4 separate regions of the Homo sapiens genome follow, and all the other regions are linked to region 3. The links are chromatin contacts, found by Hi-C or POLR2A ChIA-PET in ENCODE. All regions are on one chromosome and are shown on one strand. The core of a region is the stretch at or near the end of the contact, and the rest is flanking DNA. Distances in the headings are between cores, read along the strand shown.

Region 1 (3,346 bases), core at 626-3,125, 2.6 Mb after region 3:
GGGAGGCGGAGGTTGCAGTGAGCTGAGATTGTGCCACTGCACTCCAGCCTGGGCAACAAGAGTGAAACTCTGTCTCAAAAAAAAAAAAAAAAAAAAAAAAGACACAAGTGAGTAGCATAAAAGAAGGATGTGCAGCTAGAGACAGAGAACTTTCTAGGTTCTGAATAGTGTGTCAGTGTATTTCTGATAAATCTTCTCCCCCTGTGCCCCCAAGCTGGTATGAATCAGTTTTCTGTTGACCAAAGAGCCCAAACTCATACATGTATTGGAGCAAAAAAAACCTGTGAATTCAAGGCCTGCCCAATGTGGGAGATGTTGATTACCTTAGAAAAACAAAGCTTGGTGCTTCTGATCCCAAGAATGCCGATATAATAGCAGAGTAGCATTAATTTTGTTGTGTCCTAGCATCCCAGAAATCAAACATGCAAGAAATATACATTTCTTCATTTTCTTTAAATCAGATTAACTCTGGTCCTACACTGGGCTGATGGAAAATTCAAATATAAGCATCATATGTTACCCCTAGTTCTGTTCTCCCTCTGCATCCCTCACCCCCAGAGCCACAAGAGAAATAGGGAGGCTTGCTGATGTCCGGACAATTGGGAAAAGGCCTCTAATCTCCAAGTGCCTTGGAGTCATCCAAGTCATCATTGATCAAGCCTTGCAACCTTCCCTGCAAGTCCCTGGCTCTCTGCTTCCATGGCACAAGAATAGAGAACTCTTTCCTGAGGCTAATGGACACCATGCTCCTTTGGGTGCAGTCATCCCTTCTGAAGTCACAACATCTTTGTGGAAAAATTAACATCTTGAAGCAGGGCCAGGTGTCCACTAATCCTGTGATATGCCAATCTTTTCAGTTAGCTTAGGCTTTTATAATAGACCACAAGAGTAAGTGACTTCCTTCTAGGAGTTTCAGCTTTCCACCCTGAAAAAACTCCCTCAAAGATTTTTTTTTCCTTTTAATAAATTGTTCTGCCATGTGTCTGTTGCACGAATGGGTGCAAGTTCAAATGGGACCCCATAACTGGTGATTGTGAGCAGCTAAGGGGCATCACTAAAATACTAGATATTAAAGTCCAAGAGTATGATGAGGACAAAGAGTGGTTGTAAAGAAACCTAAAAAACAATGAGGGCAAACTTTATCTGTCTCACAATAGTTATGATAGCATTTAATGTTTCTGGTGCAGAAGTAATTTTTCTCCACTCTGCCTTGTGCTGGAATCAAAACAATATTCCTCAATCTTGTTAGGGAGTGAATAACTTTTAGGGAGAAGGTCTCAAATGGGAAGTGGTTTAAAGTTTATGAATTGCAAGAATACCTTTTGATATCTAAACAAAGTGTACTAAGGAATTCAACCCACAGAAGAGCTGATATTCAAAATCAGAATTATTAAAAATTGTAGTGGGGTCAGTGGGGGTTTGGGGAGGGTGAACAGGAGTGCATGAAGAGCATCAAAATAAGCACAAGTGATTTACCATTGGCTTGGTTTCTTCGGGGAATTTGAAGAATTCATACTTATTTATACGTTTTCAAATATTTATTTAAGTGCCTACAACATGTGAGGCATTTGGGAATGTCTCAGTTAACGTGGTACATAAGTTCCTTGCTCTAATAGAGCTCACATTTGGATGTCTTCTAATTCTGAACCTGAATGTAAGAGCACAATACAATCAATGAAGCAGTGAGCCCAGGAAGCCATGGATCTTCACAAGCCTCAGGAAAAGTCAACATTTAAAATTTTCTATTTAAAGTCCAAGGGCACAGCAAGCTCTTGGTCTATATGGGAAGGCCATGGACTACAATTCCCACAAGTCCGTGCGACCTCTCCGTTCTGCGCAGCTTCGCGGTATGAGGAAGAGGGTCCTGTCAGGCGCACTCTTGTTGCATCATCAGCGTGCACCTCCACGATGAAACAGGTCTGGGCTACAAAAGTATGGCCGCTTCTGAGGCGGCGGTGGTGTCTTCGCCGTCTTTGAAAACAGACACATCCCCTGTCCTTGAAACTGCAGGAACGGTCGCAGCAATGGCTGCGACCCCGTCAGCAAGGGCTGCAGCCGCGGTGGTTGCGGCCGCGGCCAGGACCGGATCCGAAGCCAGGGTCTCCAAGGCCGCTTTGGCTACCAAGCTGCTGTCCTTGAGCGGCGTGTTCGCCGTGCACAAGCCCAAAGGGCCCACTTCAGCCGAGCTGCTGAATCGGTTGAAGGAGAAGCTGCTGGCAGGTACTGCAGCCCGGGTGGGGACCAGGCTGAGGCGGTCGCTGCGAGAGGGGAAGCACATTAGGCTTTTTGCGACGCTCGTGATTCAAGAGACAAAAGGAGGGGAAAGGGAGACTGACCATTGAATTAGCTCTGGACAGGAATCTCGGGCATCTCGGGCTTGGACTTGCCCTGGCACGAACTCTTGTAGCCTACTTGGCAGTTGTAGTTCTCAACGGGAGGAAAAAAATCCCGTACTTACACAATAAAACCCTGCCCTTGGGCGTGCAGACCTGTTTTCTGTAATCTGATCGATCCCTCAGGAGGCTTTTGTTGGGTTCATGTGGATGAACCCCAAAAGGAAGTACTGGTTCTGCACCCCTAAAGTTGCATTCCTCAAAATGTATTGGAAATGCAGATATACTTCGTTAACCAAGACTTAATATAGTCGTTTTCACATTTTAATGGGCCTAACAATTACTTAGAGTCTCTTGTACAAATACAGATTCCTAATCCCTGCCCTGTCCGAGATTGTGATTCGGAGAGTTCGGGGTATTTTTAGGAAACTGCAATTCTAAATAGTTGCTCCAGGTGATTCCAGTGTAAGTAGTTTATGGACCACATTTGAGGAACACTAAATATAACTTGGCCACTAAGCTGAGAGTGTTCATTTTATTGATTCGTTTATTCACGTACACTGGGAAAATAGTAGAAAAGCCTAGAGAATCACCCCGTTAATCAGCTCGGATGATTTCACACATAAAGCATCCAGGATCCTTAAGTTCATTGGACATATACAATAAGCCAGGTCTGTGCTAGCCTATAGAGACTTGAAGATGAAAGATAACTCTCTTACCTTAACTGAGCTGATAGCCTAGTAATTTCTGCACCTTGTGGTGGTAAAACTAGTTAGTTAGGTTATTCAAGGCCCTCCAGAGTTTGGCCGTATTCTGTCTCGCCATTAAACCAGTAACAGGGACTTTCTTACATTGTTTAGTGTCCCATGGAAAACTTTACACTTTAAAAAAATGCAAAAACAAATTATTCTGATGGGAATTATAACTGACAGTACAGATTTAAGTGTTTATGGGCAAATAGGTACACTCCTGCAGATGTTTAATTCCAGTATCACGACTACTTATTCTTTTAT
Region 2 (3,652 bases), core at 1,109-3,608, 2.1 Mb before region 3:
ATCTGATTATACTGTTTGGAGGTCCTGGTGTTGATTGTTACCTCAACTTTGGTGAGTTAGAGAGTCCCAGAAACATCCACTAGAAGTATTACATCTCTCCTCCCCACTGTGTGCCAGTCATTCTGTTTATTTGAAAAACAGAAATGACTAAAAGTATGGATTCACTCTCAATTGAAATACAGTGTGATTAGTATGAAATCAAGTATCATCTGAGGAAGGAGTATGGCAAGGATGATCTTGTGGAAGAAATTGTTTGGCCATGGCCTGAAAATGAGTTAGATGCCCACCAGGTGGACATTTGGAGAGAATGCATTCCAGGTAGAGATATTGGCAAGTATAAAAGCACATTTGGTTATGGAAGAGGTTTGCAAGGGTATGAGTTATGGGAAATGAGGCTGGAAAGGTGGTAGGCAGAGGACTAAATTATAGTCTTCAAACAGGTAAAGATTATACTACTGACAACTTGAAAAATCGTTATAGCATTTAGCTCAGTGGTATAATAAGGCACTATTGTTTACTGATGATAATTGTTATTGACTGAGTGGCACTTCATGTTCTTCATATTTCTGAGTTGTAAAGACTAAATGACATTTCAGCCTATGTGGTATCTGTGTAGTTTGAGAAAGAATATGTGACTATTTTGTCATCATTAATTTACATCTCCCTTTCCTCTCTCTTCCATATCTTCTCTCCCTTCTCCCCTGTCCCTTCTTTTTCCCTCTCCAAACCTTTGAGAGACATAATCCCAGCCATGAGTCAAAAATGATGTTCCAAAGTCCATAGTGATGTGTTGTGATTTGCTGTAGCAGTTTGAACATAGATTCCTGGAGGCCCTGGGATGTAGTACAGGTTGAGCATCCCAAGTCCACAAATCTGAAATGCTCCAAAATCTGAAACATTTTGAGTGTCAACATGACTCTCAACAGAAATGCTCATTGGAGCATATCAGACTTAGGATTTTTGGATTTGGGATGCTCAGCTGAGTATAATGCAAATATTCCAAAATCTGAAAAAATGAGAAATCCAAAACATTTCTGGTCCTAAGCATTTCACATAAGGAATACTCAACCTGTCTGAAATAATATGAAATTTGAAGTCTTCTTTTAAAAACACATTTTGCATTATCTGTGTTTGTTTTTATATAAAATATTTTTCTTCCAAATTTTTGAAAAAATTATGACTTCTGGAAAGGATAGTATAACCCTGTGGCTTCAAATATCCTCTGGCTCAGTGTTGAATACCTCTAGAGGTATATATAGCCTATGCTAAGAACTATTTATATTTTATTGAAAGAAAGTGGTTTTAAAAAGTCTCCCAAGAATAAGTAACATGCATCTCAACCATTTTAATTCTTATTTGTATACAGATAAGCCCTTTCATGCTGAGGCTGACAATGTGACAGAATAATTTATATTATTATATTATATATTATATGTAATTTGTAGAATTTGCAGCTTTATTATACCACTTGTTAATATTTCTATTTGATTATTTTATAAGATACCAATTAAGAAGGCTATTTAAGTGAAAGCTGCTTTTTTGAAAAGTGAGAAGAGAGTCCCAGCTATTTTCCTAAGTTTTTATTTCTGTCATCATTGAGTCCCATGACTACCACAATCAGATCTGACACTAGGGACCTGCCACTTGCCACGTTACTACCTGGGAGTTAACAGTCTGTTTATTTTCTGTGAAGTAGATAATATATGAGTTGTAGGTGAAACATACGATTATCAAATGCCATTTTGTAGAAATAGCTTGTTTAGCTTTTTTTTTTTTTTTTTTTTTTGTGAGATGGAGTCTCGCTCTGTCACCCTGGCTCGAGTGCAGTGATGCGATCTCGGCTCACTGCAACCTCCGCCTCCCAGTTTCAAGCAACTCTCCTGCTTCGGCCTCCCAAGTAGCTGGGACTACAGGCATGTGCCACCACGCCTGGCTAATTTTTTGTGTTTTTAGTAGAGATGGGGTTTCACCGTGTTAGCCACAATGGTCTCGATCTCCTGACCTCATGATCCGCCCGCCTCGGCCTCCCAAAGTGCTGAGATTACAGGCATGAGCCACCGTGCCTGGCCTTTGTTTAGCTTTCTTATTTCATGAACCGAATAAGCTGAACAGCAGAATATGATCATACATGTTTTAGTAAATAAAACTCATGAACCACAATATGCTTTTGATATATCAGGATCCATTTTTAATGTCATTTTTCATTAGGAAAACAGGCAGGCAGGGTTTTTTGGGGGGATAAATTTGGGTTTTCAGAAGATTCTCAACACATTAAGTTTTAGAGACACTTTGGTATATATGTGTAGGAAAAGTAGCTAGCTGCTGTCACGTGCAGGAGTGTGTGTTGGGAGTTGAGAAACCTGGCCACAAGCCACTGCAGCTTTGAAGAATGTGGCTCATGAGAGGACTCATAGTTCATTACGTAACATTCAGCAGAGCGGAAAATATAAGCACTGTCTCCATCACTTGACTTGCTTTCCATTTTGATTTAGTTATCTGGTAAAGTCTAGGTATCCTATAGTGGAAGAATGAAAGACAAGCAGGTTCCAATGAAGGACCATGCTTCCAAAGGCATCAGCCAGTGGATCGTTTGTGGGGCCAGGCGGGGGTTAGATCTATTATTGTTGGACAGGGGTATTAGAGTTTTGAAAGACTACTTGAAAAACATAATCAAATGATACTTGGAGTTTGTTCCGAAAGGGTATTCTTTCCTCTCTCTTCCCACAACAGTGTGCGCTTCCTATTATAGTTGATATACCTGTGCTTTAAAATAGCACAGCTACTAGTAGAGGCCATTTTATACCAAAATCATTTCCCTTCATGTTCTGTGGTACATCAGTTTGGCAGTAGAGGTTACAGAGTTTGAAATCAAAAGGAGCATTGGTTCCTTCAGGGAAAAATGATACCAATCTACCAAAATAAAAGCCAAACAGACTCTCATTGTTCTTTATCCCACAAGGGGCTTGCCCTTTTTGAAGGTGTGGTTAATTTTGATAGGACTCTTCTCTCTAACAGGGTTAGTGGCTGGGAATTACCTTTTCCCCTGGGCAAAACCCACTTTAAAATCTCATTTTAAAACAGAACTCAAAGTGTCTTTGAAAATAAAAGTACTTTGGGAACTCTTCATTGTGTAACCCCATCCCTCTCAGCAAGGGGACTCCAGTTTTCTCACAGGGCACTTCCTGCTGCAGTACCTAATTCTAACTTTGTTTTACTATAACTCATGCTAAAATAGGAAAGGTTTCAGCTTTACAGTTTTTATTAGCTGTTCATGTGTTTTTAAAAAGTATGTGTTAAATAAAAATAAAGTAAATGTCCACCAAGGAGCTAAATTTTTAAAAATCAGTTTCCATTAAGTCTAGTTCTATAAATGTTTCAGTACCAGGTTTTTTCTACTTGCTGTTTGTCTAATGTTCATCATAATATTCAGAAGAGCAGCCTTAACTTTCCCCAACCTTCTTTCCCTTCTTTTACTAGAGGTGCAGGACCATGCCTTTCATGAATCGTTATTCTCTATGTCAGCTCTTCTCTCCCTTGGAGACTTGAAAAACATCATCATATGATACTTGCAGTTTTTTTCCTCAGTGAATAAGGATTTTTTTTTTTTTTTTTTTTTTGGTGGAGTCTCACACTGTCACCCAGGCTGGAGTGC
Region 3 (3,411 bases), core at 912-3,411:
TAGCTCAGGGTTTGTGAATGCACCAATTGACACTCTGTATCTAGCTACTCTGGTAGGGACTTGGGTAACCTTTATGTCTAGCTAAGGGATTGTAAATACACCAATTGGCACTCTGTGTCTAGCTCAAGGTTTGTAAACCATTCAGCACCCTGGTCTAGCTCAGGGTTTGTGAATGCACCAATCGACACTCTGGATCTAGCTAATCTAGTGGGGACATGGAAAACTTTTGTGTCAACACTCTGTATCTAGCTAATCTAGTGGGGACATGGCGAACTTTTGTGTCTAGCTCAGGGATTGTAAACACACCAATCAGCACCCTGTCAAAACGGACCAATCAGCTCTCTGTAAAACAGACCAATCGGCTCTCTGTAAAATGGACCAATCAGTAGGATGTGGGTGGGGCCAGATAAAAGAATAAAAGCAGGCTGTCCGAGCCCGGAGTGGCAACCACCTGGGGTTCTTTTCACACTGTGGAAGGTTTGTTCTTTAGCTCTTTGCAATAAATCTTGCTACTGCTCACTCTTTGGGTCTACGCTGCTTTTATGAGCTGTAATGCTCACTGCAAAGGTCTGTAGCTTTACTCCTGAGCCAGCAAGACCACAAACCCACCAGAAGGAAGAAACTCTGAACACATCTGAACATCAGAAGGAACAAACTCTAGACACACCGCCTTTAAGAACTGTAACACTCACTGCGAGGGTCCGCGGCTTCATTCTGGTAGCTAAACATACACAGATCAATGGGGCAGCATAGGGGCCAAGGCACTGCAGGGGTTCTCATGACTCTGAGTCAGGTGCTGTCTTGACCGACTGGTTGTGTGATTCCAGAAGCCTTCTTTCACCTGAAAAGGCCTCACTGGCCTCACCTATACAGTAAGTTTGCACATCATCTCCAGGGTTTCTTTCATTTCTACCCACTGTTTTTGTTTAGTAATGATGCCTTGCAGTCCTAATGATCTTGGAATCAAGAATGGTGACTAGAGAACTTCAAAGTGGAAAGAGAGGCTGGGCATGGTGGCTCATGCCTATAATCCCAGCACTTCGGGAGGCCGAGGCAGGCAGATCACTTGAAGTCAGGAGTTCGAGACCAGCCTGGCCAACATGGTGAAACCCTGTCTCTGCTAAAAATACAAAAAAAAAAAAAAAAATTAGCCAGGCATTGTGGTGCATGCCTGTAATCCCAGCCACTCCAGAGGCTGAGGCAGGAGAATTGCTTGAACTCAGGAAGTGGAGGTTGCGGTGAGACTCCGTCTCAAAAAAAAAAAAAAAAAAAAAAAAGGAGAGAGTAGGATGGCTGAGCCATGACGCAGTAGCAATGCTTCTTTTTTTTTTTTTTTTTTTGAGACAGAGTCTCGCTGTGTCGCCCAGGCTGGAGTGCAGTGGCGCGATCTTGGCTCACTGCAAGCTCCACCTCCCGGGTTCACACCATTCTCCTGCCTCAGCCTCCCAAGTAGCTGGGACTACAGGGGCCCACCACCACGCCCGGCTAATTTTTTGTGTATTCAGTAGAGACGGGGTTTCACCGTGTTAGCCAGGAAGCAATGCTTCCTATTCTAGCGCCTTGCTAAACTATGTGTGCTGCAGACTGTGTTCGTGATTCCGAATCCTAAAAACAACCGTCCTAGGCTTGTCTCTCAGCCTAGACTCTAGACTGATTTGGCTCATTTGGTTGTCTTGGAGACGTTCTAATTCTGAAGGGGGCAGTGGTCCCTTCTAGAAGATAGCTGGTCTGCAAATGCACACCTCTGCTTAGTCTGAATCCTAAAGTTATAGCTTGAGCCAATTAAAGTGGCTTCTCATTTTTCTCTCACTCTGATCTCAAGGAGCCCTTTTTCTTCTAGTAATCTAGACCTTCCTCTTCCTATCACAGTCTCAAGGATTGTGCCCCCAAAGCAGATGCAAAGCCCTGTCTACCCCTTCTCCTTCCCCTGAGGTAGAGCTTTATCGAAGGTTTCTCTTGGTAAACGTTAGCTTTCTGAACTAAGGGCCGTCTTTTTTTTTTTTCCCGCTTAAGCCCATTGCATAACAATCTCTTGTTTTAATCTTTTGCCCAACACTGCTTTTCTTACTGTCAGAGGTTACTACAAGTGTTTGAACAGGTAACTTCTACCTTTGAACTTCTGTTGTGACAGATTCAAAGGTTCCAGGGGAGTGTGTTGGCCACTCTCAGGACAGTACACAGTAGCTTCGGGTGTGTCCCAGTCAGTCCTAGGAGCTGTGGAAAGAGTAGAAGTGCCTGAATGTGGTGCTGAATCAATACAGCCAGCTGTGAGGGGAGCACTTCCTGGACCCAGGAAGGGAGAGTCTTCTTCCAAGGTAAGCTGCAATGATACTACCTGCACTATATTGAATATATCTGTGAGATAGTAGGGAGGGGATTGGTGTGGGGAAAGAAAGTGGGATTTGTTATGCTCAACCTAAGGCTCTTTAATAACATGAAATTACATTTAGTTGAATAGTAATCTCAGCTGACTTGTGTGGGAGGCAAAGAAAAAAATCAGTTGGAAAAGGGGTGGAGATATATGAGCTATCCAAATGCTAGCAGGGGATGGAATTGGAAGGGAACACTGATTTTGGTAAGTGTACTAAAGCACACCAAGCCAGAATGTGGGTCTCCTTCATCTTCCATTAAGAAATTTCTGTCTCAGTGTAGTTAGAAGGATCGTGCGTCAGCTGCTGAGGGCAGAGAGTCCCATTTGGCAGACAGAGAGGAAGGGAATCAGCAGATATTCGATTAGGTGCTGGGGACTGTTCTGGGTAGATTATGTATGTTACTTCATTGGTGTATCTCATCCTATAAAGCAGGTGGTATCCTTCCCATTTCACAGAGGCATAGTGCGTCTCCAGGCTGTTAAACAGCATGGCCTAAGCTACATAGCTCCAAGGTGGTGTGGCTAGAATTTGAGACTTGATTGGTCAGTTTCCACAGCCTGCCCAATAATGCAGAATTGTTGTGGGTTGCCAAAGCTTTCAGTTACCCCCTGAAATCCTGAGGGTGTCACTCATGTGCACAGAGGATTGATAGGAATACAACTCTGATGGGCCTTTAGAATGACTCAACCTTCCTGAACTTGAGCATTTTTACTGGAGGAGGTCAATAAAAAAAAAAGAAATAAAACCTCATCTTCCCCTGGCCCTGAGCCCTTTGGTGAAGGAAGACAGCACCCGGTGAAGGGCTCAGAGGTATTAGTGTGGCTGAGATTCGACACCCACTCTGCCATCCTCTGCTCTCCTCTAGAGGAAGTTGCCTCTTGGGGAGCTGAGTTCCTGAAACTAAGCAAATGACAAGTGCTCCTCCAGCCGTGAGATGAGCCAGAGGATGGAATGCCACAGGCCCCACTTCGTCTCCCAGCCCTTCATCTTTCTTCCATGTCCAAAGGCGGCTCCCCAGAGGCCAAGGGCTCAGCTCTTG
Region 4 (3,255 bases), core at 14-2,513, 2.4 Mb after region 3:
GAGATGGAGTTTTGCTCTTGTTGTCCAGGCTGGAGCGCAATGGCGCAACCTTGGCTCACTGCAACTTCCGCCTCCCGAGTTCAAGGATTCTCCTGCCTCAGCCTCCCAAGTAGCTGGGATTACAAGCATGTAATCCCATTACACCACCACGTTCGGCTAATTTTTTTTTTTTTTTTTTTTTTGTATTTTTAATAGAGACGGAGTTTCACCATGTTGGCCAGGCTGGTCTCGAACTCCTGGCCTCAAGTGATCCTCCCGCCTTTGCCTCCCAGAGTGCTGAGATTACAGGCGTGAGCCACCGCGCCTGGGCCAGATACGTATTTTCAGCACTGGTTGTGCAAAACTCACTCCCCACCTCATCTTAAGAACTTAATGAACCTTTTGGTAAAACGCCAATACCAGCATAAAACAAATTTCTTCAGGATACAAATATTTTCATAATTTGTATTAACTCAACCTAAACTTTACCAGCCTGAACTGCTTCTTCAAGGCTTGACTAATACACTGTTAGGGAGTATTTTAAGCAGCCTCCACCCAAGTGCTTACCTTGTAGCTCTATTTATCTGCCTTAGGCATTTACTGGACTCCTTTCAGATTCTTTCCCTCGCTAATGTTTTCCGGTATCATCTGATAACTGAATAGAAAATGCTGTTCTGAATCACTACACCTCACTATCAACCATATCACAAATAAATTATGTTATATATTATATATAAATATTATAATGGGCTATTTAAACTAAGCCAGCCGTCTTACCATGTGCTCATGTGGGATTTCCTGTTTCAATGTTGAATAATAATATATTTTAAAGTTAGCAAAGCCATTTCACCTGCAGTCGTTGATTTCTTCAAAATCTGAGCATTTAAATCCATTGCCAATGTTTGCTTAAAGAACACTGTTTTCTTAACGAGTCTTCCAAATCGGTCCTTACAGGAAGAACCTCTGAATGCTATACGCATATATGGACGGCTGCGTGTCCCTACAAAGTCAGCCTGTTACTTCCACTGGAGAAACAAAACTCTTGAGAATCGCTGAGCTGTAAAAATGTTAGAAAGCCGGTGTCCCAGGCGCCCTGAGAAAGCCGGGAGAGGGCGGTGGCTGCCCACAGGCCGCCTCCAGCCCCGCGCGAGGCCGAGGCCTCAGCGCGCCCCCCGCCCCCGCGGCGCCTAGCGGCCCCGCCGCAGGGCAGGCCTGGCCGGGCCTCCCCGGGCTGCGGCGGCGCCCCCTGCAGGCCGCGGCGGGCAGAGCGGGGGGAAGGAACCCGAGCCGGGCTGCCACCGTGTCCCAACCGGTGCCGCCGCCGGAGCTTCTCCGGGCCCCGAGTCCTCGCCGAACGCCCTCCTCGCCGCCCGCCGCGTCCCGGCGCCCTCCGGAGCCGCCGAGCCGCCCGCGCACACCTGAAGCGGCCGGGCCAGGCCCTGCCTCGATCCTCAGCTCGTCCTCCCCGCCCCGCACCGGCCTTCACTCTGGAGCGGCCCCGGCAGCCGCAGCAGGGGCGGCGGCGGCGGATCGAGGAGCTCTCCAGGTCGTCCCGGGAGAGGCTGCTGCAGTCCCGGGACAGGATGTTCTCCAAGTTCACCTCCATCCTGCAGCACGCCGTGGAGGCGGTAAGGCCGCGGGCTGCGGGCGCACGGCAGGCCGGGGATGGCGGCGGCCTACGCTCCCCGGCGGCCTCGGGGACAAGCCGGGCGGCCTTGGCCCGGCCCTCGGCGGCCCTGTCCCCGGTTGGGGTGAGGCCCCAGGCGGGCGCCCTGGGCGGCCGCCGGGTCGTGGGGGCGCCCGGGGCCTCGGGCCTGGCTCTGCGGGGGTCCCGTCGGTCCCTGGCTGCCCCAGGCCGGCAGTCCCTGCCCTCCTCCAGGAGCCGGGGCGGGGGTGCCGGGGAGGACCTGGCCGCCCAACGCCGCTCGGTGGTCGCCTCATTCCTCTGATGGGGCCGGGGGTTCGGGGAGCACCTGGCGGGGTCGCAGAGAGCTCCCCCGGGCTCCCTTAACGTTAACCTTCTCCGGAAAAAAAGTGGTCAGCGTTGAGCAAGACAAAAGAAACGAGCAAGCACCGCTTGGGCTTGGTTCTGTTTTGTTTTGGTTTTCGGGGGTAGAGGTGGGAGAGGCATGGTCTCGCTGTGGGGCGTCCCTGGCGAGGGAGCCGCCGACCAGCCCCCGGGTTGCTGGCTTTTGCTTTCTTGGGCCTGGAGGCCGAACTCAGCTGAACCTTATGTATTGATCTGAAATAGGAGTTTGGAGGGTCCAGTCGAGTTTGCTTTCGACAGCTTCCAAGCTCACCGAGCCCAGAGACCATCTGTTTCCTTTCTTGTCTAGTTCTCTTCCTGGACACTCTTCGTTTATCCTGCAATTGTACTCTCCTTTGAGGGTTTTAGACACCAGCATAGAGACAGTATTCAAGTATCCTAGTAGACTAATAAGTGAAAAGAAACTAAAAAGAAAATGCCTTGTCACTGTTCTAGTAAGAATGCTAGTTGCTTCACTTGTTTACTTTATTCTGGGAGAACTGCCCAAATTGAAAAATGCATTCTGTGCAGAAACAATTACTTTGCTAATTTTTAACATGACATTCTCTTCCTATGTTCATATTATGTGATAGGACACTTTAAAATGTACACTTTAAAAATGTCAGATACAACAATGATTTTTTATGGGCAGGCAAAAATGGAGTTTTTGCCTTCAGTAATAAAAACAAACTTTAGTACAATTGTTATTTAAGTGATACATGAGAAGCGTTAAAAAATTTAGCTCTAGGGCAAGCTCTTGGGAAAATGTATCAAACAGGAAAAACAGGGTTTCATAAATGTAGAGCAGTATTACACGGAGGGAAATGACAGTGGTAGACTTCAAGACAACTTTTAGTTTTTACTTGCTTATACACACTCTACTTTTGTTGAAAGAATTTAACTGCAGTTTATTAAAACATTTAAATTTTGTTTTCTTTAAAAATACCAAGAATCATTTAATTTTATTTATTTATTTATTTATTTATTTTTTGAGACCGAATCTCATTCTGTCACCCAGGTTGGAGTGCAGGGGTGTGATCTCAGGTCACTGCAACCTCCGCCTCCCGGATTCAAGCGATTCTCCTGCCTCAGCCTCCCTAGTAGCTGGGATTACAGGCACCCGCCACCACACACGGCTAATTTTTTTTTTTTTTTTTAGTAGAGATGGGGTTTCACCATGTTAGCCAGGCTGCTCTCGAACTCCTGACCTCAAGTGATCGCCCGCCTTGGCCTCCCAAAGTGCTGGGATT

What was found. Hi-C counts contacts between places; a loop is a spot of excess contacts on that map. ChIA-PET counts read pairs that join two places held with the same protein, here RNA polymerase II (POLR2A). Pooled maps may share reads with other maps.
Region 1: a pooled map shows a loop between it and region 3 (14-fold over the local background). The contact joins the promoter of TRUB1 here to the promoter of ACSL5 in region 3. A Hi-C loop is called at or near these places in 6 of 50 pooled maps. POLR2A ChIA-PET finds 5 or more read pairs at or near these places in 2 of 52 experiments (CD4-positive, alpha-beta memory T cell and naive thymus-derived CD8-positive, alpha-beta T cell).
Region 2: a pooled map shows a loop between it and region 3 (4-fold over the local background). The contact joins the enhancer-like site here to the promoter of ACSL5 in region 3. A Hi-C loop is called at or near these places in 1 of 50 pooled maps. POLR2A ChIA-PET finds 5 or more read pairs at or near these places in 2 of 52 experiments (A673 and T-cell).
Region 4: a loop to region 3 is called in a pooled map, with 7 times the contacts of the local background. The contact joins the promoter of FHIP2A here to the promoter of ACSL5 in region 3. A Hi-C loop is called at or near these places in 2 of 37 single-sample maps with no recorded cell type and 6 of 50 pooled maps.

Annotation. Positions count from the first base shown.
Region 1 is chr10:114,936,320-114,939,665 of GRCh38, forward strand. TRUB1 (TruB pseudouridine synthase family member 1) reads left to right here and starts at 1,876. Exons shown (of 8, transcript NM_139169.5): 1 at 1,876-2,220. The coding sequence starts at 1,935. RefSeq lists an enhancer at 1,708-2,247.
Region 2 is chr10:110,271,278-110,274,929 of GRCh38, forward strand. The region is part of intron 3 of MXI1 (MAX interactor 1, dimerization protein); the gene reads left to right. Among named protein-coding and RNA genes, the nearest start is that of SMNDC1, 32 kb to the right of the region's middle. Within about 2 kb of position 2,359, at least 10 of the 41 ENCODE cell types and tissues checked have a DNase peak (open chromatin) inside an H3K27ac peak, as active enhancers do.
Region 3 is chr10:112,371,955-112,375,365 of GRCh38, forward strand. It overlaps ACSL5 (acyl-CoA synthetase long chain family member 5), which reads left to right and starts at 2,162. Exons shown (of 21, transcript NM_203379.2): 1 at 2,162-2,315.
Region 4 is chr10:114,820,517-114,823,771 of GRCh38, forward strand. It overlaps FHIP2A (FHF complex subunit HOOK interacting protein 2A), which reads left to right and starts at 1,264. Exons shown (of 17, transcript NM_020940.4): 1 at 1,264-1,607. The coding sequence starts at 1,563. LOC124902508 (translation initiation factor IF-2-like) reads right to left here and starts at 2,432. Exons shown (of 2, transcript XM_047426127.1): 1 at 757-2,432. The coding sequence starts at 1,585. The coding sequence ends at 980. RefSeq lists silencers at 1,013-1,322, 1,333-1,682, 1,743-1,962 and an enhancer at 1,668-2,168.